Linked DNA regions of Mus musculus: regions 1 and 3 are each linked to region 2. The links are chromatin loops, found by intact Hi-C in ENCODE. Cell type or tissue: left cerebral cortex. All regions are shown on one strand. Region 1 holds the start of Gm22247 (a small nucleolar RNA gene). Region 2 has its middle 8.1 kb from the start of Tbc1d2. Region 3 holds the start of Trim14 (tripartite motif-containing 14).

Evidence for each region. A loop is a pair of places that touch in the nucleus more often than their neighbours do. Peaks named below come from ENCODE experiments on the same cell type or tissue, not always from the same donor. Only the 100,000 strongest peaks of a DNase experiment are listed, where the experiment ranks them.
Region 1: a loop joins it to region 2, with 6 times the contacts of the local background. A loop is called at or near these places in 16 of 42 quality-filtered maps.
Region 3: it touches region 2 in a loop (2.0-fold over the local background); 12 of 42 quality-filtered maps call a loop at or near these places.

Annotation. Positions count from the first base shown.
Region 1 is chr4:46,493,956-46,501,955 of GRCm38, reverse strand. It overlaps Nans (N-acetylneuraminic acid synthase (sialic acid synthase)), which reads right to left. Exons shown (of 6, transcript NM_053179.3): 3 at 2,814-2,913; 4 at 1,736-1,890; 5 at 977-1,243. It overlaps Gm22247 (a small nucleolar RNA gene), which reads right to left and starts at 6,801; the gene lies at 6,671-6,801. In left cerebral cortex, CTCF peaks have their summits at 2,764 (motif pointing right) and 4,224 (motif pointing left); DNase peaks (open chromatin) are centred at 2,775 and 4,234.
Region 2 is chr4:46,654,305-46,662,304 of GRCm38, reverse strand. No RefSeq gene overlaps it. Among named protein-coding and RNA genes, the nearest start is that of Tbc1d2, 8.1 kb to the right of the region's middle. In left cerebral cortex, a CTCF peak has its summit at 4,982 (motif pointing right); DNase peaks (open chromatin) are centred at 4,991, 5,338 and 6,049; H3K27ac peaks cover 831 bases.
Region 3 is chr4:46,528,907-46,536,906 of GRCm38, reverse strand. It overlaps Trim14 (tripartite motif-containing 14), which reads left to right and starts at 766. Exons shown (of 6, transcript NM_029077.4): 1 at 766-1,027; 2 at 3,797-3,892. The coding sequence starts at 827. Gm16731 (predicted gene, 16731) reads right to left here and starts at 1,006. Exons shown (of 4, transcript NR_151695.1): 1 at 844-1,006. In left cerebral cortex, CTCF peaks have their summits at 673 and 3,080 (motif pointing left); DNase peaks (open chromatin) are centred at 672 and 2,267; H3K4me3 peaks cover 985 bases.

The DNA.
Region 1 (8,000 bases), 160 kb after region 2:
CACCATGTTCTATAAAATAAGGTCATGGAGGGCTCACGAGCAATGAGGGTGACTGGTATTCAAATGACAAGGGGCGCTCAGGAAGAGAACAGACCAGGGTGGGGCGGGTGGGGGGGGTGGCAGGCGCGGAGGCCAGGAGCTGTCTGAAGCTCCCAACCAGTGCCTCTGCCGCCCTGTAAATACTCTGCAGCAGCATCTGCAGCTTACACACGAGAGCCTCGAGGTCTAATTCTGCGTGGACTTAGCACCAGGAAAGGCTGTGGCCCTTGCTATGTTTCACTTCACCCTCTGCTCTGAGCACTACCCTTCACGCCCAACTCCTAGAACTTGCACACTGGTTTCCTGCACAACTCTCTCCACTTCATTTGCAAGGCTGTTAGATTCTTTTACTGCTAACTCCCCAGTATGTGTGCAGCTGTAATTTAGGGAGGTAGTAGGTAGTCTCCCCTGGAATAAAAGATGACAGTGTTCTTCATGTATACCTAGTGTCTGGTCTCTGCCCGACCCATATAACTGCAGGCGAGGAGTCTTGCACACGGCTGTCCTGCGACTCCTGGCTCTAAACTCAGAAGGGCAGAAAGGTCTGGGCCATAGCTTTCAAGAAGCCAGGAAGCATGCCTCAGCCTCGCCACCCCTGCCCAGCAGCCCTGCGATGATGCCTGTGGCCAACCCTGTGCCCCAGGCATGCACACTCCACGTGACCCAGGCTTGACCATCTCACGACTTCACATCCAGAATCCTAGGGCCACGGGCTTCAGAGCCTTAGTGGAAAAGCTAATGCGACCAGAGGTGGCTGACACGCCCGAACTCCTCTTATGGAACACATTTCCCTGCCACCCATGTAGTCTGGTGAAGCTCAGAAGGATGAGTAGACACTCCTTCACCAGCTTATCTATCAGACCCACACAGGTCATCCTGAGCAAGTGTGTCGCCCCTGCCTCAGGAGAGCGAGGCTGGGCGGTCAGGCAGCACCCACCTTCTCATTGCAGGCCATCTCACAGGGCAGCAGCTGCTTGGTTGGGGAGCCCAGGGCCCGCTCCACCAGGCGCACAGACCGCACCAGCTCTGCCAGCTCCCCAGGCTCCAGCGAGGCTGAGTGGTCACTCCCCTTCCAGGTCTTGTCCAACGTTATGTGACGTTCCAACACCTTGGCCCCCAGAGCCACGGCGGCCACAGATATGGCGATGCCCGTCTCGTGCCCGGAATACCCGATGGGAATGTCGGGAAAGAGCTTCTGGTATTCCTGTGTGAGAGAAGAGGGAAGTGGCTGCCCTTCTGGGCTTCACACGCAGTACCCCATCCCAGCCCGTCAGAGCAGAGCCGCCACGGGAGAGACAGTAAGGCACTCTGACCAATCCTTTATGAGACGAGAAAAAGTCTCTCATTGAGGGCGGCTGGGAATGCAGGAAGAGCACCCACTGTACTCGCTAGTTTTATGTCAGCTCGACATAAGGGCTGCAGTAATCAGAAGAGGAAGGACCCTCAATTGAGAAAATGTCTCCATAAGACCTGACTGCGGGACATTTCCTTAATTAGTGATTGCGGGAGGGATCAGCCCATTGTGGACGGTGCCACCCGTGGGCTGGTGGTCCCGGGGTCTATAAGAAAGGCTAGGGCTAGGGATGTAGCTCAGTGGTAGAGCTGGGCTAGCGTGCCATGCCTGGGGCTCAGTCCCCAGCACTGTGAGTGAACAAGCAGTCAAGGCTCCGCTGTCTCAAGGGAGCTGGGCGCTCACCGAGATGACGCGCAGGTTGGCATCCTCGGGCTGTAGTGGGTACGCGCTGGTGCATTGGAGGAAGCAGAAGTTGGGATTCAGCGGCTTCACGATCTGATAGACTTGCTTCATGGTGTCCATTGACTGCATCCCGCTGGAGATCACCATAGGACGACCTGGAGAACCCGGCACCTTCTTCACAGGGGCTCAGACTCTTCCCCCACCCACATCTAAGACACCGCACCAAGACTGAGGAGGAGATACACTGTCCTCGGCACCATGCTTCAGCGAAGGGAAGCACACCAAGGACCTCAACCCTGAGGGGAAGAGAGGCATCTCTGCTAATCAAGAGGCTGCCCAGGACAGACGAGCTTCATCTCTTCCTACAAATCTCAAGTCTGAAACACTCGAAATTCTGGATCATTCCTAGCCCCAAGCCTTGTGGACTAGAGATACGCAGCCTGCAGTATGGTGATTCGCCAGTGCAAGAGCACAACTGAGAGAGGCCAAGAGCTACCAGCCCTGTTGCTGGCCTGCACAGAGCCCCGTCCTTACAGCTTCTGATACCTTGCCCATGAGATAAGTACAGAATATCCCAGTAATACGACCTGCTTCCATCCCAGGTTTGAAATGAGGGAAGGGAAATTCACACGGGGGAATCCATTTAGTGTCGTGTGGAGACGTTAGGGAAGAGATTCCTGCACTGGCCAGGGATGTGGCTCCATGGTGGTACTCATACAGGTGCCCGGGGCATTGGGTTCAGTCCCTAGCACTGTCCCAAAACGAAAGGGTAGAAGCAGGTTTCTAAGATGGGTCTCCAAAGCTGGGTGTGGTGGTGCACATCTTTAATCTCAGCACCCGAGAGGCAGAGACAGGCAGATCTCTAGGAGTTTGAGGCCAACCTGGGCTACACAGCAAGTTCCATGCCAGTCAGACTACATAGAGAGACCCTGTCTCAAAACAAAACAAAACAAAAACAAAAACCCAAAAACCCAAAAACAACAGAAACAGTGGAGTACCCATAAGCGCTATTACCGTGAGCAGCCACTAGGGGGCAGAAACACAAAGCTTGGGGTCTGGTTTTAGGAAAGACGCTTACCTTTCTTGGCTGTCTTTTCCAGGTAGGGAAAATTGTTAGTGTCCCCAGATCCAACTTTGAAAAAGGGAACATTCAGTTCGTGCAGAAACTCAACTGCCATCTACAAAAAATCAGAGGGAATACCTTTCACTATTGGTCAGAACTCTGTCCTTGTGGTATAGGACAGAGGAAGCTGGCGCAGACCAGAGAATGCATCATTCTATGTCTGCACACCCATCTGTCCAGGGAACACTCAGGGCTTGTTCCGGCCATCAGTTGCTACAAGAATCTGTGAAGGAAACACTACCTCTGGCCAGACTGTTCTTTCCCCCAAAGACTTGTAAACAAAAGCAAAAGGGCTGTGACCTACGCATGACCCAGAGCCAGGCAGAAAGAGTGACCAGCCCTCAAAGGTCAACAACCAGAAAGAAGACACTGACTCCTACCAGGAGAGGCAAATGGAGCAATCTGTGTCCTGGTTTGACCTGCTCATCAGCAGCTGGCCTGTTCAGACCTTGAACTGTGGGGCCTGCAAGAAAGCCAACCAGCCGCCATTCAGACTCAATGAACCCTATAATGTAGGATGCAACCAGAAGACTCAGGAGGCTGGGAGCTGTCAGCAAATGGTTCCAGGACAATCTTGGGGGGAGATGGACAAGTACTTCTCTGGCCTGTGTGAGGCCCTGGGTTTGATCCCTAGCACCACACACACACACACACACACACACACACACACACGCACACACACACCACCCAAAAGTAAAATCTCATATTCTGTTATCCTGTTAAATTGCAAGAACTAATAAGGGTGGATTCTCTTATGAGTTCAAAACCAGCCTGGTCTTACACAGCAAGTTTCGGGTCAGCAAGGATGACATAATAAGAACTTGTCTCAAAAAAGAAAACAAGAGCTAGAGAATGGCTCGGGGGTTAAGGACACTGGCTGCTCTTCCAGAGGACCCAGGTTTGATTCCCATCATGCACGTGGAGGCTCACAACCACCTGTAACTCCAGTTCTAGGAGACCCGATTCCTTCCCTCTTCTGGCCTTCCAGGGTATCAGGCATTCAAATGGTACACAGACATATTTGTAGGCAAAACATCCATACCCATAAATAAAAATAAATTATGTTTTTTAAAAAACTTGAAAAATGAAAAAAGACATTTTTAAACTAGCCCACGGCCACAGACCTCCATTCACCTTCCTGGCAGGTTTAGAACCTCTAGCAGACAAAGTGTGGGCTCAGGAGACAGACTAAGCAAGCGCAGGTAAGGACGCCTAGTGCAGAAAAAAAAATCTCAAAGATTTACCTACAGGGACTATGAAATATGAAATGGAATTCTATCATCTTCTAGTTATTATTTTTTTAAACTGCTAGGAGGAAGGAGTGCACCTCATTTTGCAATCCCCCTGGGGAACTATCGACATCTAGTGGCCATTTTGAGAACTGCCCCTTTGGTTCATCACCCTGGCAAGGAGCAAACCTGCCACCTTTAGGTTAGGACCAGCTGGCTTCCTCTAACCTGCCCTACTGCTGTGAGACCCCTCCCCTGGCACAAGCCATACAGCCCTATCACCTCCTCTTTTCAGTTTGCCTTAAAGTAATTCAATCAATTAATAGCTCCCCAGACGGTGACTGGGTTCAGTGACAGAACAGGACACTCCCAGTAGACTAGTGCTGAGGGAACTTTGACCAGCTCACTGCTCCTTAGGACATAAACCTCTCTGGTCTTAAAGCCAGGTCTATCAACCTGATTTGACTGAGGATTGCTTTTCTTCGCTTTCTGAGACAGGCTCTTATTCTATGTTGGCCTGAAACTTGCTATGTAGCCTACACTGGCCTCCAATTCTTGATTCTCCTGCCTCAGTCTCAGTCACAGGCATGTACCATTGTGCCAGGCTGACTGACTCAGAACTGTTTAAACTTTATTAAGAGGAGACAGTAGGCATGCCTTTGAACCAGCACTCCAAAGGCAGAGGCAGGTAGATGGAGTGTGAGGCCAGCCTGATCACAGGGAGTTCCAGAACACCCAGTGCTGCAGAGAGACCCTGCCTCAAAAATAAATACATAAATAAAATAAGAACAGGCAGTGTGCGCTCACAGAACCTTTCTTCTGTGTGTATACTGAGAGAAGCTGTAGTCCAAAAAGGAGTTACTGAAAGAGGAAGGTTAGGGCTTCTCTTTCTTCAAACAACACCACCATACGTAGGCCAGGCTAGCCTCAAATTGCCTTTCGAATAGCCCTGCTTTGAGTGCTGGGGTTACAGGCATGGTCAGCCACACTGGGAAACTGGGGCTTTTCTAAAGCCCTTTCGGCTGGGGAATCACACCGGAGAGGAAAGAGAAGCCCGTGGTGACGATAGGGTGTGGGTGCAGGGGTGAGTGACCACTGGGGAACTGCACCAAAAATTCCTGGAAAAAAAAAAAAGGTATGTCTGGGGACTCCAGAGATGGCTCAGCAGTTAAGAGCACTGACCGCTCTTCCAGAGGTTCTGAGTTCAAGTCCCAGCAACCACATGGTGGCTCACAATCATCTATAACGGGATCCAATGACCTCTTCTGGTGTGTCTGAAGACAGAGACAGTGTACTCACGTAAAATAAATAAATAAATCCTTTAAAGAAAAAAGGTATAGAGTCTGGCTGTGAACAAAAACGAGGAGGAGGAAGAGGAGGAAGAAGAGGAAGAAAACAACTTCTGGAAGACCTATCTGCAGTACTGTGGGGAGACTGGAATTTTGTAGGTTCAGGAACCAATGACCTTTATCTTGGCCTAGTTTTAGCCTTCCGGTACAGCCATGCCTTGCCCTCTTTGTATCTGAACAGCTCATGGCAATAAATAAAAACCTCTTAGACGCTGTTAACTTAGTGGGGCACACTAGCTTCTGCCAATCTATGAGCTAAATGCCGACAGACACCCTGGGCCTACAGAACAGCTCCCCCACCTCGCTGTACCTACTTCTCTGCTGTACTTTCCAAATGTATTTTAAAGGTACCTCGATTCATGGCTTCCTTTGTTCTGTAAAACGATAAAAACCTTGCGATACTGCTCCACACTGGAGCATGGAATCTGGGGTAACCTAAATCTGTGTTCCCAGGCTCTTGTCACTCAGAATAGCTCCAGAATAAACTACCTCCTGGTCCCTTTAAGATGAGAGCTGTAGTTTTTACACTGACAGAGCACAGAGCCCAAAAGGACAGGCCAGCCCTGTCAGAGGCAGCAGGCACCCAGGGGAGAGAAGGAAGAGCGCAGTGGCAGAGCGGAGTCACTGCTCAGGTGCCCAGCAGGGCTGCCAGGCTCACGGCTTCTGCCTGCGGCCTCAATACTAAGCTTTCTTTGGTTAAAATCCACCTCCTCTGCACACCCTCCTGACACGTGTCCTACGAACTTTTTCAGACTCCATAAACTCCTGCCACACCTTAACCTCTCCTGAGCACACAGAGCCGCCCGGAACATCCTGCACAGCAGAGGAAGACAGAACTCGTTAAAATGATGGCTGGCAGAAGGAAGTCAGGAAGGTGAGTGCGGGAACCACCTGCCACTGAAACGGAGGTGGTGGACACGGAAGGACAGACAGAACCCAACCAAGCCAGCTCTAAGGAGGCCTGGCAGGAAATGCTGGCTTGGCAAAGCAAAATCAACTTAAGTCTTTTGTAAAGGTACTCCTACCCGTCTCTGTCTCACTGCCCCAGGCTAGCCGGAAAACTAGCCTCAAACAAATGAAGAGGAGCCTCCGAGCGGGGTTTCCAGCACAGCAAAGCAGCATTGCTTCCAGCTTGCAGGCTGGGCTGCCCAGGCTAGACGCCACCTCCCAACTGCTGGGACTATTAGTCTTTTCACTCTTTTTTTTTAACTTTTTAAAACTGTATTTTATTTGTTTGTGTAGGCTAGAAGAATATGAATAGAGTAATGCTCTCTATTCAGTCATTTCCCTCAGCCAATTCCAATGTCCCAAAGTTTAATTAACAGAACAGGGAAGCTGCCCTGAACTGAACTCAACACTTTGGGAGGTCTTTTCACTTTTTCTGGTTCGCTTTTTACCCCCTCTCCTACCATGACGGAAGAGAAGCAGCTCCTTCAAGTTCTATGGATGAACCTCGGTGTCAGGAAAAGGGTGATGTAGCTGAAACCTGAGCTCTCGGCCTCCCCTCATCCTTCTGTCCGTCTGTCCATCCATCCGTCCGTCTGTCATCCATCCATCCATCCGTCTATTGGTTTGCTTTTTGAGACAGGGTCCCTCTGTGTAGTATTGGCTGCCCTAGAACTCACTCTGTAGACCAGGCTGACCTCAACGCCGCCTGCCTCTGCCTCCCGAGTGCTGGGATTAAAAGCGTGCGCCACCACATCCGGCTCGTTTAGTTTTTAAATTTTCCGTATGTGTTTACTTAAAGCAGCATGGCATGAGGGCCACGGCGCACGTGTAGCTACGTGGAAATCCAAGGACAGCCCCCAGGGCTTGCTTTCTCCTTTCACCAGGAAGGACCTGGGAACTGAACTCTGACCACTGGACTTGGGGGACAACTGATATTATTGATAAGCATCTCACAGGCCCTGCTTATTTATTTTTGAGATGAACTCTCACTTTGTAGCTCTAAGTGGTCTGAAACTCATTATACAGTCTAGGCTGGTTTTGGACTCACGGCAATCCCCCTGCCTAAACTTACCAATGCTGGATGACAACCACAAGCTACCGTATGCGGCTTCCCACCTTTTTACAAGGGCCAATGTTTACAATTACAAATATATTCGGAAGTCTGGGAGACTAACACAAAGGCAGAGGTGTGTTTTATGTACCAGCTGTGGTAGGGCACACCTTTAATCCCAGCACTCCGAAAGGCAGGGGCAGGAGGCTCTGTGAGTTCAAAGCCAGCTTGATCTATATAGGGGGTTCTGATGGGGCTACAAGGTAAGACACAGTAAGCCAGAGATGGTGTATGCATACATACATACATGTGCACGCGTGTGAGAAACTCATCCAAAGACAGTAAAAGCACATCCCTACAGTCCACCCTAAGAGCCATTTCTAGAAACATCTCTGAGGAAGCATCTGAGGACACAGGGCAAGACTCATCTTGGTGTCTTGTTTTGAGTCAGTCTCGTGTATTTCAGTCTCACCTCAAGCTTACTGTGTAGCTGAGGCCGGCCTGAACTCATTCTCCTGCCTCCACCTTCCAAATGCTAGAGTTCCAAGCGGGGCCACTACCAACC
Region 2 (8,000 bases):
CCATGCCTACTCTTCCCAAAATGGGGAGTCCTGAAGTTTGAAGCTTAAGAGACTCTGAGGGAGCTGCTGGCCTCTGTCCTTTCTCCTTCTCTGGGCTGAAGACTGCCCTTCCTATCCCCACATCCTCACAACTGTCTCCACTGACCTGAACTCTGAGGCAGCTGTCACAACAGATGTTTGCCATGGCCGTGGTGGCCACCTCTTTGAAAGCACCCGACCGACGGTGATGCATAGGTGTGCAGCATAGGTGGAGATAGAAATGATCAAAGCTGACTGGAGAGGCAGGGCTGTCTTTGTAATGACTTCTGTCTGAAGCCACACCAGGGGCTGGGGGTATAATAGTTCAGGAGTTAAGCTCTAGAGTGCTTGAGGTCCTAGGTTCCATTTCCAGCTACTCCAACCAAAGAAAGGGGGTTATAACCTGGCAGGCGGGAGAGATGTCAGCTTGCTTGGTTCTGGAAAATGAAGGATTAAAGGGGTCTGTTTGTCATGAGGTTTATGAGAGATGGTTCTGAAGAAGGACTGGATAACAGCAAGCTGAGAAGCCATTCCAGGCAGTGACAGCATAGCAGGACAGTGTCACCTCCTGTAGCATGTCATCGTACCTGAAGGGTATCGCCTCACTGCCTGACTTGGCTTGTTGTGTCCCCTGAGGTAAGGTACTAGAAGCTCAGTTACTGACACGTGATGGGACGGATGGTAAACAGGTAAAGGACAGACCGCGTGGATGATGGTGATGTCACTGCACACGCTGACCCTTGAGACCTGCACCAATCCTTCCCACAGGTTGTTCAAAGGGTTGACGTAGTTCTCAAAGGACTCTGGCTCAATCAGAAAAGAACTTGGTGTACAAAGCGTGATGACCTGAGTTCCACCCCCAGAACCCATGTTTTGTTTTGCTCTGTTTTATTACAAAAGAAAAAAGAAAAAGAAAGGAGGGATGGAGGGAAGAAAGGAAGGGAAATGAAGAGAAAAGAAGGGAAGGGGAGGGGAGGGAAGGGAAGGGAAGGGAAGGGAAGGGAAGGGAAGGGAAGAGGGGAAGGGGAAGGGGAAGAGGGGGAGGGGAAGGTGGGGGAAGCAAAAGCCTGATGACCTGATTTCAATCTCTGGGACTGACATGGTGGAGATTTTCAGACATATGTGCTGTGGCATGTAAACACACACAGGCACACAGAGACATACAGACACACACACTCAGACATGCACACAGACACAGATACACACACATAGTGAGCTATAATGTAAGGCTCTTCCACGGGTGCCACACCCTTTATACACAGCCATTTCTCCTCCTGCTTTTCTGCTATGCACTGGAATAGCCAGATTGTCCCTTGCCAAAGGCCAAACAGATGGGGTGACTAGTTCCCAGACTTTCAGCTTCCAAAGCTGCAAGCTAAATAAGCCTCTTCACAAAGTGTCCAGCCTCTGGTGTTTTGTTACAGCAATGGAAAACAGATTTCATTTCCTGAAATCTCTCCAAAGGGACAAAGGCAGGCCTCCATCCCTGCAAAGCACTCTTCTTTTCTCTTTCTCTCTCTCTCTCTCCTCTCTCTCTCTCTCTCTCTTTCTCTCTCTCTCTCTCTCTTTCTCTCTCTCGCAGCTAGCACTCCCTTAACCTCTGAGCCATCTCTCCAGACCCTCAAAGCACTCTTTACTCTGTATCTTCTACACTCTGTCTCTGTTGAATTCTTCCCACGGATGCAATGGGGAGCAGTGGCTTCTCTAGTGCATGTGAACTGTGTTTTAGTAGCCACAGTCAAGCGGCCATTTCCTCAGTGCCCTGCCTGTGCTGGTCTCCTCACACCAGCCTGCTGAACCGAAAGTCAGGGTTGGCTGTCTTCTTGTAAGCAGTGACTTTTGCTGATCTATGGATCTCTGTCTTCACCAGAAAACAACTGTGAGGAGCTGTGTGCAAGCCCTCCTGCCCTCTCTCCCTGCACTCTGTCTTCATAGCTGCCTTGTAGCTTTGTGGCATGTGTGAACAACACAGAAGGCTGTCACCATGTGGCCCTGGACACAGGATCCCAGAAGGCCAGGAGAACCCGAGAGGTGACTCTTGGGATGTGAGCTGACTGAGGGTCCTGAAGCTACAACTTAGTTCTAGTTCCCGGTTGGGGAGGGGTCTATTTCACATCAGAGCACCGTGTTCCTTGTCACATCTGTTGACTTCTAAGACAGCTCAAAGCTCTCTAGTCTGCCAGCCTGGGACACAGAGAGCTTGAACCCTGGTCAGATGCAGGTCTGAGGTTTCCTTCTACCTCAGAAACAAGGGTTTCCCATCCTCTCAGGAAAAGGCCTTACTGCATTTCTTGCTAAGCACATAGAGCACACAAGTCTAGGGTTTTCATTGTTTTGTGAAATGAGATGAAGTCTGAGAATTAATAAAGTATTCCACGTTCTCTCAGTCTTTAAAATACAAAATAAGGGGCTGCAGAATGTGGCTCTGTTGCATAACACTTTCCAGGCATCTGTAAAGCCTTGGGCTCAATCCCCAGTACAAGACAGACAGACAGACAGACAGACAGCCCTTATGCTGATGCACACCTGTAATCTCACCATTTGGGAGACAGAAGCAAGGAGGGGCAGAAGTTCAAGGTCATCGTTGGCTACACAGGAGATCTGAGGCTAGGCTAGGCTACAAGAAGCCCTACCCCAAAACAGAAAACAAAAAACTATAGGACCCACAAGATGGCTCCATGGGTAAAGATACTTTTTGTTAAGTCTGACCACATTATTTCAATCCCTAGGGCCTACACAGAAGAAGGAGAGAACCTAGCTCTTTCAAGTTGTTCTCTGACCTCTTTGTGAGTGCCATGACACATTCTTGTGCACGCGTGCACACACACACACACACACACACACACACACACACACACACACGCTCACACACTCACGCACACGAACATGCACGAACCAAATAAATAAATAGCTGTAAAAAATCTATATGTGTGTGTATAATACAAATAATATTGACTTTTTTTTGCTGAGTCTATTTCATATTCATATTTCAACAAGGGATATAAAATGGAAGTGTGTTCATGTGTGCAGTATCAGATAGCTTCTCTCAAGATTCTGTGGCTAAATGCTGTGGTTGACACAGGGAACAGAATTCCCATTATGTTCAGTGAAGCGAGGTCGGGCTGACGGGACTGCCATTTGTTCCACGGTCCTGCCAGGTAGCACAGAGAGCTCTTCCTGTCCTCTGGGGTGCCATCATGTCACGAACACACAAGCAAAGACAATGATGATTCTCTGTCCCCCATTTCCAATAGGCATTGATTACCTCCTTCAATATTTACAGAACACCTGCCAACAACAACATCTACTTGCAGAGGACACATGCTTGTAAATAAAGTTAATTCTCAAAGGAAGGAAGGAAGGAAGGAAGGAAGGAAGGAAGGAAGGAAGGAAGAGGGGAGGAAGAAGGAAGGAAGGAGGGAAGGAAGAAGGGAGGAAGGAAGGAAGGAAGGGAGGGAGGGAGGGAGGGAGGGAGGGAGGGAGGGAGGGAAAGAGAGAGGGAGGAAGAAGGAAGGAAGGAAGGAGGGAAGGAAGAAGGAGGGAGGAAGGAAGGAAGGAAGGAAGGAAGGAAGGAAAGGAGGGAGGGAGGGAGGGAGGGGGGAGGGAGGGAGGGAGGGAGGGAGGGAGGGAGGGAGGGAGGGAGGGAGGGAGAAGGAAGGAAGGAAGGGAGGGAAGGAGGGAGGGAGGGAGGAGGGAAGAAGGAAGGAGGGAAGGAAGGAAGGAAGGAAGGAAGGAAGGAAGGAAGGAAGGAAAGGAGAGAGAGAGAGAGAGAGAGAGAGAGAGAGAGAGAATCAAGAGGGGCCAGAGAGATGCTTAGCGGGTAAGAACGTTTACTGACAGTCCTGGTGACCTAGCTCAGTCCCTGAGATCCACACAGTAGAAAGGAGAGAAATGACTTCTGCTGATTGGCCTCTCTGGTCCCATACATGCCCCCCCCCCTCTCTCTCTCTCTCTCACACACACACACACACACACACACCACATGATAAAAACTTTTGAAACAAAAATGGTATTCCTGGGGCTGGAGAGATGGCTCAGCTCTTGCTGCCCTTCCAGAGGACCTGGATTTAATTCCCAGCACCCACATGGCAGCTCACAACTGTTAACTCCAGCTCCATGAGATTCAACACCCTCAAAATACCAATGCACATAAAATGAAAATAAGTCATTTAAAACAATATTACAAAAAATAAATATGTTAGAAAGCAAGCTGCATTCCCAATGGCTTTTAACATCTTCAATGCTACTGTATAATCACATTCATGAAAGTTACTCCTATTCCATAATAGAAAAAGAAAATATACATAAAAGATAACTTCAAATAATCTGATTTTTTTCTTGGTTCTTTTCAGGCAGATCTCTCTACGTAGTGAAATGTACAGAAGTTATTTCATAACATTACATTTTTTTACTCATATCTCTTTTGGTTACTTTAGCTTAATTATTTTTGCTTAATACATTTGAACCATGGTCAAGGCCTTAGACATTTCAAAAGTGTTGCCAAGGCAGCCATGACTTCTGTGGGAGCAGAGTAGAGAGCTGAGAACTGTCTAAACCAACAACAAACGGAGTCAAAATAAGATGCCATCACCTTAGTCATTGTGGTGGCCCTGGCTGTCCTGGAACTCTCTTAAGTACAGGGGCTGACCTTGAATTCACAGAGCTCTGCCTAAGTCTGCTTGTCGACTTCTGTGATTAAAGGCGTGTGCCTCTAAGCCAGACTTAAATTCTTTATTAAAATAGATGTAATATAATTCTAAACAGAAACATGTGATTTAGATAGGAAGTTTTTCTGGCTTCCACTAAATAAATGAAGTGGAAATATACTAAAGGTTTTTAAGAAATTAAATTAGTGGTGTGTCGTTTGGGATACTTACGGATAAAGGGTTACACGGGGGATGCTCTCTTAGGTACTTAAAAAAGATTTTTAGGAAAGCTTTGCAGGAGGGCAGTACCCACAAGAGCCACAAGGTGTCGCTTTCTGACAAGTTCCTATTTACAGTTAACCCAACAGTGGAAGGAACCAGGGATTCCTGTTGATGACTTTTTGACACAATAACCAGAAGAATGCATACATTAGAATAAATGACAACCCATACCTCTAGATCAAGAGGGACTCCCTCTTGTTGTTCCTAAACACACAGCAGAAACGTCTTTCCTTCCATTTTCTCTTTTCTCTGGAGCAAACATGGGAGAGTAACATTCCGTGGGCTGTCTGCAGCAGATGCCAGGACCCCTGCTTTTAGGAAATGGGAACTAAGGCCGAAGGAAAAAAATGTCACTGCCAAACTAAATTCTGGAGGCTCAGTTTCCCCCAACATGCCCCAACACGCCCCCAACATGCCAGCTGGGCATCGGGGCTTGTACAGCCAGCCCTCCTGGTGTCGATTTTATAGTACAGATGGCTAGAAGCAGGCCTTTGTTATTTGGAGCTTTAGTGCCTCCCTCCCTCCCTCTCTCTCTCTCTCTCTCTCTCTCTCTCTCTCTCTCTCTCTCTCTCTCTCTCTCTCTGTGTGTGTGTGTGTATGTGTGTGTGTGTTTCTCTCTCTGTCTCTTCCTCTCTGTCTCTCTCTCTGCCTCTCTCTTTCATATTTATTCCTTCTATCCCCCTTCTCTGGAAACCAAGTATTTCAAGATCAAGGGGCCCAGCTGAGGGTCCTGGCTTACAAATAGCTGTACCAGTGAGATACCATCTAGATGTTCCGCTCCTCCCCATCTAACCCATACAAACTGTAACAGGAAGACTTGAAGATGCACAAACAGCCAGGTTCTGTAAGTCAGAACCCCAGTGTTGGTCTTTGGGGTTCCGCAGTGGGTTCTAGGGCAGTCCCTCTTCTGACTTTTGCAGTGTTGGCAAAACTCCATTCCAGGCAGCTGTAGGGTTGAAGACTCCATTTTCCAGCTGGACAAAATGCTCCTAGAAGTGTCTTTCCTGTCTTCACACATAGACAGTTCAACTGCACAACACTGGATGTGTCTCCTGCTGCCATCTCTATTTCTATCATGGAATCTATTCAACCTCCCCAATTTGAAAATTAATTCAGAATACTCTAAACTAAGTTCTGTGATATGACTCACACTTATACTTATTCATCGTGGCTTCCAAGAAAGTTTCTGGGTGTCCTAAACCATTTTGAGCTGCTTCTGAGATGTACTCCTGGTTGGCTGGGTTTGTGTATACATTGGTTGAAACGGATCCTCTCACTGTTCTGGAGTCTGGGAGTCTCAAGCTGAAGTGTCAACAGGGTTGGTTTCTTCTCAGACTTTCCCTTTGCCTGGCTGTCTTCTCCCACATCCTCAGATGATCTGTGTGTGTGTGTGTGTGTGTGTGTACGTGCCTCCTAATCCCATTTCATAAGGCCCTTCATATTAGATTAGATTGTTTCCTGTAGCTTACCTCTTTAAAGCCCATCTCCAATTATAGTCATGTCTGAGACACTATGGGGCAGGCCTTCTCATGAATATAAAGAAAGGACTTAATTCAACCATCAGCAAGCCAGAAAGTGAGGAGTTCTTCTTTCCAGCATTCCCATGAAAGCGAAACTCTCCTGGGCTGTGTCCTTACACCCATTCTACAAGATGTTGGATGACATATATAGACACAGATAGATATTCTGGCTTTTTTTTTTTTTTGAGATGGAATCTGCTGTATTCTAGTCTAGCCTCAAATTCACCTTGTAACTGAAAATGCCTTGACCTTCCCTCTTCCAACCTTTGTCTCTCAGATGCTAGGATTACGTGGGTATACTCCTCCCATACATGTTTATGTAATTCTGGAGGTAGGAGCAAGGGCTAGGACTTTGAACCCAGAGTCCTGTGCATACAAGGCAGTCACTCTACCAACATGTCCACACACCTAGATTTCTTAAGGGTAGCTAAAAAGATTGGCTCAGCAGTTAAGTGCAGAGACCCCAAGTTCAGTTCCCAGCACCCACATGGGGAGCTCACAGCTACCTGCAAGCCCAGCTCCAAGATGTCCAGTGCCTCTGACTTCTGGGTGTGTCTACAACTCAAGAGCACAAGTTGACACACAGACATGCGCATATAATTTAATAAATAAATCTTTTTTTTAATTTTTATTTTCTAAGAAAACTTCTCAATTAACCTGTTTTGATGTGTGACCCCTGTCCCCAACAGTTTGTGGGTTTTATTTCATGGTGCTGGAGATTGAACCCAGCCCCTTGTGGGTTGTGAGGTGTGCATGCACATTTGCCAGACATGCTCTAGCACTGAGCTACCTCCCCAAACCCTTGACTGCTTGTACGTCCAAAAAGTATCTGAATCATTCACAGGCAGAAGTATTACCCCTCTGGCTAAGACAGAAATGGTTTGTCCAAGCCGTCACCACAAAAACCTGGTATGAAGTGTTAAAAACAGGCCTAAGTCTGTGTCTTCTATAGCCAGGGTGATCTGTGACAGTTCTTTCTTTAGTCTTCTGTTCTTCCCTTTTTAATTCCCGTCTTTGTTTCCTCCCGTATGTGTGTGGGGGGTACACATATGCCTGTAGGGGCCTGGAGTTGATCCCATTCATTGCATTGCACAACCATTCTCCACTTTATTAAAGCAGGTCTCCTACTGGACTCAGAACACGCAGCTTCTGAATGTCTGGCTGGATAGCTTTCGCCAGGGTCCCCTCTCCCAAGTGCTGGAATGATGGGGAGCCATCACATCTACCCAGCCTTTACTGCTAAACTGGACCTAGGAGTCCAAACTCCAGTCTCCATGTTTTCGGGGCTGGTGCTTTATCCACGAAGCCATCTCTCCACAATCCCCTCCCCCTCTTCTTCTTGACAGGAGTAAAGAGACACAAACAAAACAACTCATATATAGCACAGGCTACCCTTGAACTTGCTATGGAGTGTGCTGGCCTTAAACTCCTCTTCCTTCCACCCCTACCTTCCAAGTACCATCAACTGCAGCCTTGTGCATAGCTGTCTCAAGGTGTCCTCGGAGTGTCCCAGATGGCTGGCTCAGGCATGAAG
Region 3 (8,000 bases), 130 kb after region 2:
GTTCTACAAGTACCAATTTAGCACTAGGTGTCTGGACCAGATGATACCGGACCAGGTTGGCAAACTGGTCAGTAAGGTCCGAATACCCTTGAAGTGCTTCCACTTGTGTTTGAGAGAATTCGTGAGGGGCAGGATGGGGCAGGGTGGTCAGGCGGCTGTGGGTGGAGAATGGACGCTTCCTGAAGAAGGAGATAAGCCACACCTCCATGTGATTGGGGGACAGTGAGCAGCAGCTATACCTTAAGCAAGAACTGCAAAATGCCCCGGCTAGAAACAGGGTGGGTCATTCACCCATCAAGGCAAGAGAAATCAGAACATCTTCAGGGCCTGGGGCTTTGAAGTTTTAGCCTGAAGATAATTGGGGCTTCTTGGAAGTATGTTCCAACTTCACCCCCACCTGCCCCCACATGGCTGACCATAGGGAGGAAGCACTACAGGAAAAGAACAAAATGAGGTGTAGAAAATGTAGGCCCTCTGGGCAGGCCACACCACCTACTACGCACCTCCGCAGTTTGCCAGAAGCCCAACATCATCAACAAGCGGGAAGCCAACCTTCCAGTGAGCCCATCAGTGCAAGCACCCGCGTTCCTATCTATAGTGACCTCCTCCTCCTCAAGGTGAGAAAGAGTGGAAGGATGCTGTGCCGCGGATCCAGCACTAGGTGGGACCAAGCATCAACTCTCCAGCAGGTCATCGCCCCTCCAGTTTGCCACTGGGAGCTGGGTCGCCCGCCCCGCCCCGCCCCGCCCCTCCCCGAGCAAGGTTTCGATTTCTGCACCAACCCAACCCGACCACACTGCACAGAGAACAGCGGTTGCCACTGAGAATGGCGAGCGAGACTACCGAGGCGCGGGCGCCCTTTCAGCCCGACGGGGCGTATGGCTGGCGCTGTCCGGAGCACAGCGAACGCCCGGCTGAGCTCTTCTGTCGCCGCTGCGGCCGCTGTGTGTGCGCGCTCTGCCCGGTTCTGGGTGCGCACCGCGGCCACCCGGTGGGCCTGGCCGAGGAGGAGGCTGTGCGTGTGCAGGTGGGAAGCCGCGAGGGCGTGCACCGCAGGTCTGGGCGGGCGGAGATTGAGCACAAGAGTAACCGTCAAAGGAGGGTCAAATCCCGTTAGGACAGGGAAACTAAAGGGGGACCCTGAGGTCCTCTAGATAGTAGACAGTAGGATCGGGAGGCAGAACCCTATGGAAGTGCAAAAGTTGCTCAAACCACCAGCGAAGCTTCCCAAGATTGGCTTGGGGTACAGGAGGCTCAAGCTGGTTAGTACTCACACGTTCTTTACCGCTTCTGCTAGGGCAACTCCCCAACCAGAGTCAAGGACGCGGGAGGGACGTTCGCCTAACAGAGCACAGGGGAGGATGAAGTTGGAAAATTGGGAGTTTACAGCCAACCTGTGATATGTAGAGAGACTATCTCAAAAGACCAGATTGTAGAAAAAGAAAACTGTATGTATGCGTGTGTTCCATGAAGCCTGGAAATGTCTCTGGACCCTGGAGTTCATAAAAGGCCATTCTGAACTGGGACCTGATGGCCTATGTTGTTTTGCTAAGTCAATAAGGTCCCTCTTCCTGCCTTGAATCCGGCTCCTCCCCCTATGCAAATACACCACTGTCCCCTCTCCCACCCCACCCACGGAAGAGGCTTGTTAATCACAGCCTTATCTTCTATAGATAACGAGAAAGCAGGACCCCCAGCCGGCTGCCCTGGCTCTGCAGAATCTATTCTCCTCTCTGCATTTGAGGAAGGCAAGCTAGCCAGAACCTTCTGAACCCCCGGGGCTGATTTTATGTTTATCTCCAAGAAGTCTTTGTAATTCTGCCCAAAGCACCTTCCTTTCTGCTCTCTCCTGACTTAACCACCCTTGACAAGACTACAACTCCAATCTGAATTGGGCCTGAGGGAGGACAGTCTGACTAGTGGAGTCCTGCCCCTGCTTCCAGAACCATCCTTCAGCAACTGTGAAATGACTGCTAATAAGGATCCTCAAATGCTGCTACTCGGAGACCCAAGGCTATGCGTCAACCTAGGCACCCTTCCTCTGTCTATCCACAGAGCCATTCCTTCATCAAGCACATACTCAGCACTCAGCGCCATGGCTTGTACCGTGAGCCAAGTCAGAAATCAGATCCTCGCCGCATCTGGATGAGTTAGTTGCCTGGTTGGTCAGGGGTAGGATAGTAGCACTGCAATGTACTACATATCATACTAGGGAGCCCAGGGTGGTGGCCAGTGAGAGCCAGAAAATAGAACTTGGGGCAGGAAGCCACGCAAGCACTTCCCCAGGGAAGTGCCATTGGGTGGACATGAGCTCTTCTGTCGCCGCTGTGGCCGCTCCGTGTGGGCGCTCTGCCGGGTTCTGGGTGCGTACCGCCGCCACCCGGTGGGCCTGGCCGAGGAGGAGGCTGTGCGCGTGCAGGTGGGAAGCCGCGAGGGCGAGCGTGCAGCGCAGGTCTGGGCGGGCGGAGTTTGAGCACAGGAGTAACCGTCAAGGAAGCGCTTTGAAGGGTAAATAGAATTTCATGGGATCAGGAGACAGAAATTCCAGTGGCTGGAGGTGGAGATCCTAAACCAGAGAGCTAGGGTATCCTTGGGCCAGCTTGAGCAATAGGTGGCTTAGATGTCCCAGATGATGAGTATGTGGAAGCTGAAGCCAAGGCTGACCCCCTTCCCTGCCCCCATTTACCACTGCGGCAAATGCTTGTTGGATGCTAACATGGCAAAGTGACCTGCACTGAGCATGTGCGGCTGGCCAGCCACTCTGATCTCATTTACTCCACACAGCAAACCTGCTTGCGATGGAGGAAACAGATTTTGAGCACATGGCTGTAGAGCGAGGACTAGGACCTAGGTTTATTCTTCCTCTAGAGCTCATAACGCCTGCCAGCCTCCTTGAGCTTCCAGCTCTCCCCTGGAAATTGACATGCCTTAGTATTATTACTCTTGGCTGATTAAGAGTCCAGACCCCGAGGGCTAGAGAGATCGCTCAGCGGTTAAGAGCACTGACTGCTCTTCCAGAGGTCCTGAGTTCAATTCCCAACAACCACATGGTGGCTCATAACCATCTGTAAAGGGATCTGGCACCCTCTTCTGGTGTGTCTGAAGACAGCTATAGTGTATTCATATACATAAAATAAATAATTCTTTTTTTAAAAAAGTTCAGGCCCCATCCCCACCCCTGTTCTCAAGAGTTAGGCCCAGGTGCCAAGTGGAAGACCAGCTGTAGAGAAGGCTAAGGTGGAAATAGCTACCCCTTGGAGGGAAGAGACCCAAACCAGGTATTAGAAAAAGCAACTTCGCCGGGCGTGGTGGCGCACGCCTTTAATCCCAGCACTCGGGAGGCAGAGGCAGGCGGATTTCTGAGTTCGAGGCCAGCCTGGTCTACAAAGTGAGCTCCAGGACAGCCAGGGCTATACAGAGAAACCCTGTCTCGAAAAACCAAAAAAAAAAAAAAAAAAAAAAAAAAGAAAAAGCAACTTCTAAAAGCAGACAAACAGAAATAGGAGCCAGGCATCCAGGCTGTGGCATCCCTGACAAAGGCCTGCGGTGCAGAGGGCCAGAGGCTCTGCTCACCCTGCATCTTATCACTTGACTTTGGGCAAACTACTCACCGGCAGAGCCCCAGGCACTTCTGCTGGAAAAGAATTCAGTGCAGCGGTGGGTTAGTGGTTTAATGAAGTGACTCAGCAGGTGGATGTCCCCTTGCCAAGCCTGGAGTTCAGTCCCTGGTGGAGAGACTAGAAGCTCGTTAGCTTGAAAGTGACAGTTTTCCTTTTTCTCCTGACCCTTCTCACAGAAGCTAATCCAGGACTGTTTAGAGTGTTTGGCAACCAAGAAGAGGCAACATGCGGACAACATAGCCCATTTGGAAGACGCCGGGGAAAGGCTCAAGGCAAGTGGATCCATCTTTTTTTTCCCCTCAGGGCAGATGTCCACATATCCCCCAGGGTCTAAGTATTCCTTAATGTGGAGCCCCGGGAAAACAAGAACTAGACTCAAAACAAGCTGGTAGGATTTGGAGCACCCATGACTTAAAGGGTCTTGAAAGAACACAAAATTAGACATTTTAGAACAAGATCACAAAGAAAGCACGCATGCAGGTGGGTGGCCCTGAAGGTCTGTTTCTCAAGCTTTGTGAAGACTCAGCCTCTGCCCCACAGCTCACTGGGCAGAGGTCCAGTTTCCTCACATCCACCAAAGCCAGGACAAGACCAGAGGAACTTGGCCCTCCATCCTCACACACCCCAAACTGCCATAAGGAAAGCAAAACAGCTCCCAGGGCAGGCAAGCAACTCTTAAGGTTCTTGGTCGTGGGATGTAGAGTGTAAATCTAGTCCCTAAATACACTCTTCCTTCAGTGTTCATACAGTGCTATTTCCTTTATGGTGTACTACAGATTGAACCCGGGGCCATGCACGTGGTAGGCAAATGTTTTATCCCACTGGGCTATTTACATTTTCAGACCTCTCTTTACCTTACTTGAGAGTGGAGTGAAAATGTGAAATTTTTATTAAAATTGGAGTCTCTGTAAAGTCTTTTTTTTAAAGAAGGATTTTATTGGCATAGATAGACTATACACAATGATAGGCTTCCTGCAACATTTTCAGACATGTATAGAATGTATTTTGATCACATTTACCCATTTCCTTCCCTTGTCTCTGCCCACTGATTTCCAACTAGCCATCCCCTGTGTATGTGGGTACCAATGAGTTCAGCTGAGGTTGCATAAAGGAACGTGGAGCATGGGAAACATTTCTGTCTTGAGGCAGGGTCTTATTAAGCTAACCAACTAGACTTGAACTTTGTCTCCAGCTGGCCTTGAACTCGTGAGCTTCCTGCCTTAGGTTCCTGAGTATTTGGGATTACAGGCCTTAGTTAAGTTCAGGATCACATGATTCGTTGGTTGGTTAGTTGGTTGGTTGGTTGGTTGGCTGGTGATTCAGGATCTCCAATATATAAGCCAAGATTACTTCCTACTTCAAGCCTTCTGAGTTGCTAGGATAACAGGTATGCACCACCACCATCACCACACAGGAGTGTGGAACTGATTCCTCAATTCCTAACATCTATCATCAATTAAAGGGCAACAAGCCCTGGTATTCTGGGAATCTTCACAGGTCACATCAGTGGCCTAGCTATTAGTGGTGACCCTCTTTTAACTCTTCAAGAGAAGGACTGGCTGGGCATGGTGGTAAACACTTTTTTTTAAGATTTATTTATTTATTGTATGTATATGAATACACTGTAGCTGTATAGATGGTTGTGGGCCACCATGTAGTTGCTGGGATTTGAACTCAGAACTCTCTGGAAGAGCAGTCAGTGCTCTTAACTGCTGAGCCATCTCTCCAGCCTGGTGGTACACACCTGTAATCCCAGCATTTTTGAGACAAGATCAGCCCAAGTTTGAGGCCATTCTGATCTACTACTGAGTTCCTGGCCAGAGCATAAAACAAGGCCATATCTCATAGAGATAGATAGATAGATAGATAGATAGATAGATAGATAGATAGATAGATAGATAGATGTAAGTGAAATTTTTATTAAAAGGGGGGTGGGGACTAAGGAGATGGCTCAGCATTTGCTGTCCAAGTCTGGCAACCTGAGTTCAAGCGCCAGAGGCCACAGTAGTAGAAAACAGACTTCCAAAAGTTGTCCTCTGCCCTCTATACACAGCTTTCCTCATGCACAACGCACACACACAATAATAAATAAAAGTTTAAAAACAGCAAGGTTCTGGGCTCAAAATGACAAATCAGTTCAAGAGGACCCAGCAAGTGACTCTAGAGAAGTGTCTCTCCAGGCTTCTTGCGACAGAGTCAAAGGGAAGAAAGAGCAAGGCAAGGGCCAGCAGCTCTTACACATTTGCCTTTGAAACATTTCTGGATCCACAGGAAACTGCAAAGGCCCTGTGGAGAAATAGCCTGTTCCTCCACTTAATAGGCTAAGGGTGACTTCCATGACACCTAACTGTCCTCCAGTGCCAAGCACAGAATCTAAATAGTGTCTATGCCCGCTCAGCACATAAGCCTACAATGCACAGCAGTTTATGATTCTTGTTTATGTATGTCTGTAAACCATGTCTCTACATGGTTAGGATCAATATAGCTGATAATAGGTCTTGAAAGAATTGATGACCCTGCTTTGCTATACCAAATTTGGGCTCTTTAGCTAGGTGTGAAGGCTCACACCTGCAACCCTAACACCCAGATACTAAAGTAGGAGGTTTGCTGCAAATTTGAGGGTAGCCTGAGCTACATAGTGTGTGGTAGGGCATCCTGGTCATACCATGTAAGATGATTCTGTCTCGGGGGAAAAAAGGGCCAAAGAAAAAAATCAAAAAAGCTAAACAAATAAGCAAACACCCAGAGGTGGTACTCACTTAAAATTCCACAACATGGGAGGCTGAGACCCAAGGATCACAAGTTCAAGGCTAGCCTGAGTGACATTACTTCTAAGTTTATGAACATGGGATGTCCCCTGGTTTATTTAGGCCCCTTTGTTTGATCAGTGTCTATAGTAAACAACATATTCAACACATAGTATTCAAACTTTGTATGCTTTTAATGTATTTTTAAAATTTATTTTAATTTGTGCGTGTGTGTCTTTGTCTTTGTGTCTACCACCCTGTGTTTGGGTGCCCACAAATGCCAGAATAGGGAGGGCATTAGATCACACGGAGCTGGAACTGCGTGCAACTCTGTAATTACAGAGCTGCCCAGTGTGGATGCGGGTGCTCGGATCCAAATTCAGGACGTCCGCAAGAGCAGCACTCTGCCACCTAACTCAAGCCCCAAGACTTTCTGTTTTATTTCTTACATCAGACGGGGCACAAACATTCTGTTGAACACTGGCTGGTGGTATCTGTGGCAGAGGAAGCTGCTCTGGACTTAGTGGCCTACTCCGGGGAAAGTTTCCTTTGATGTGGAAACTAACCCATGGAGCTCTGTAATCAGAAATCAGGTTCAGATGTGGTCGGTCCAAAGTCTATTGTGCAGAAGCCAATCACCCAGCCCGATCAAACACTCCTTTCCAGGGGACAGTTAAAGCCATGGTTGTCAATCTCCAGCCCATACCCTCTAAGGCTGTGTGCTTCCCTGCGGTGGCTCTTCAGAAGTCAGTGCATTCGTGTGGCAGGGGTGACCCTGCACTCACACTCGCCTGCAGCCCTAGATGCTGCCTCTCCCAGTACTGGGCAGCGATGACTCTCAGCAGCACTGTTCTCTGAATCTCCCATTCTGTGCAGTGAAGTTTACTTGTTTGGGGATAGGGCTTTACCAGCAGCCTGTGTCTTCCAGGTTGGCCTTGTGTGTATTTGTTCATACATGTATTCATGCAGGTGAGTGTGCATGTATGTGCATGGGATCGTGGGGGCCAGAGGTCAACCTTCAAGTGTCTTCCTCAGTCACTCTCCTGGGCTTTTCAGACAGGCTCTTTCACTGAATGCTGAACTCACAGGTTCAACTATGGGGACTGGCCTTCAAGCCCCCAGGGCTCCCAGGATCTGCCTGTTTCTGCCTCCTCAATACTGGGACCATAGGTGCAATCAGCCATTTCCAGCTTTTAAAAAAAAAAAAAAATTCATCTTTATTTTATGTGTATGAGTGTTTTGCCTTAGTGTATGTTTATGTAGCGCACTGTCCGTGGAGGTCCTGGAAATGGAGTTACAGATTGCTGTGAGCCACCACGTAGGAGCTGGGAAGCAAACCCAGGTCCTCTGTAAGAGCAGCAAATGTTCTTAACTGCTGAGCCATCTCTCCAGCCCACGCCCAACTCTTATGTCAGTCCTGGAGATCTGAACTCAGGTCCTTGTGCCTCAGCAGCAAGCATTTAGTCTCCTCAGCCCCTATACTCTTTTTTTTTTTTTATCTCTTTGTTTAAGCAGTTTTATTACATTTCATTGGGGGGGGGAGGGAGATAGAGAGGGAGAAAGAATGTATGTATGACTATACATGCCATAGCCCACCCATGGAGTTCAGAGGGCAACTCACAGAAGTTGGGTC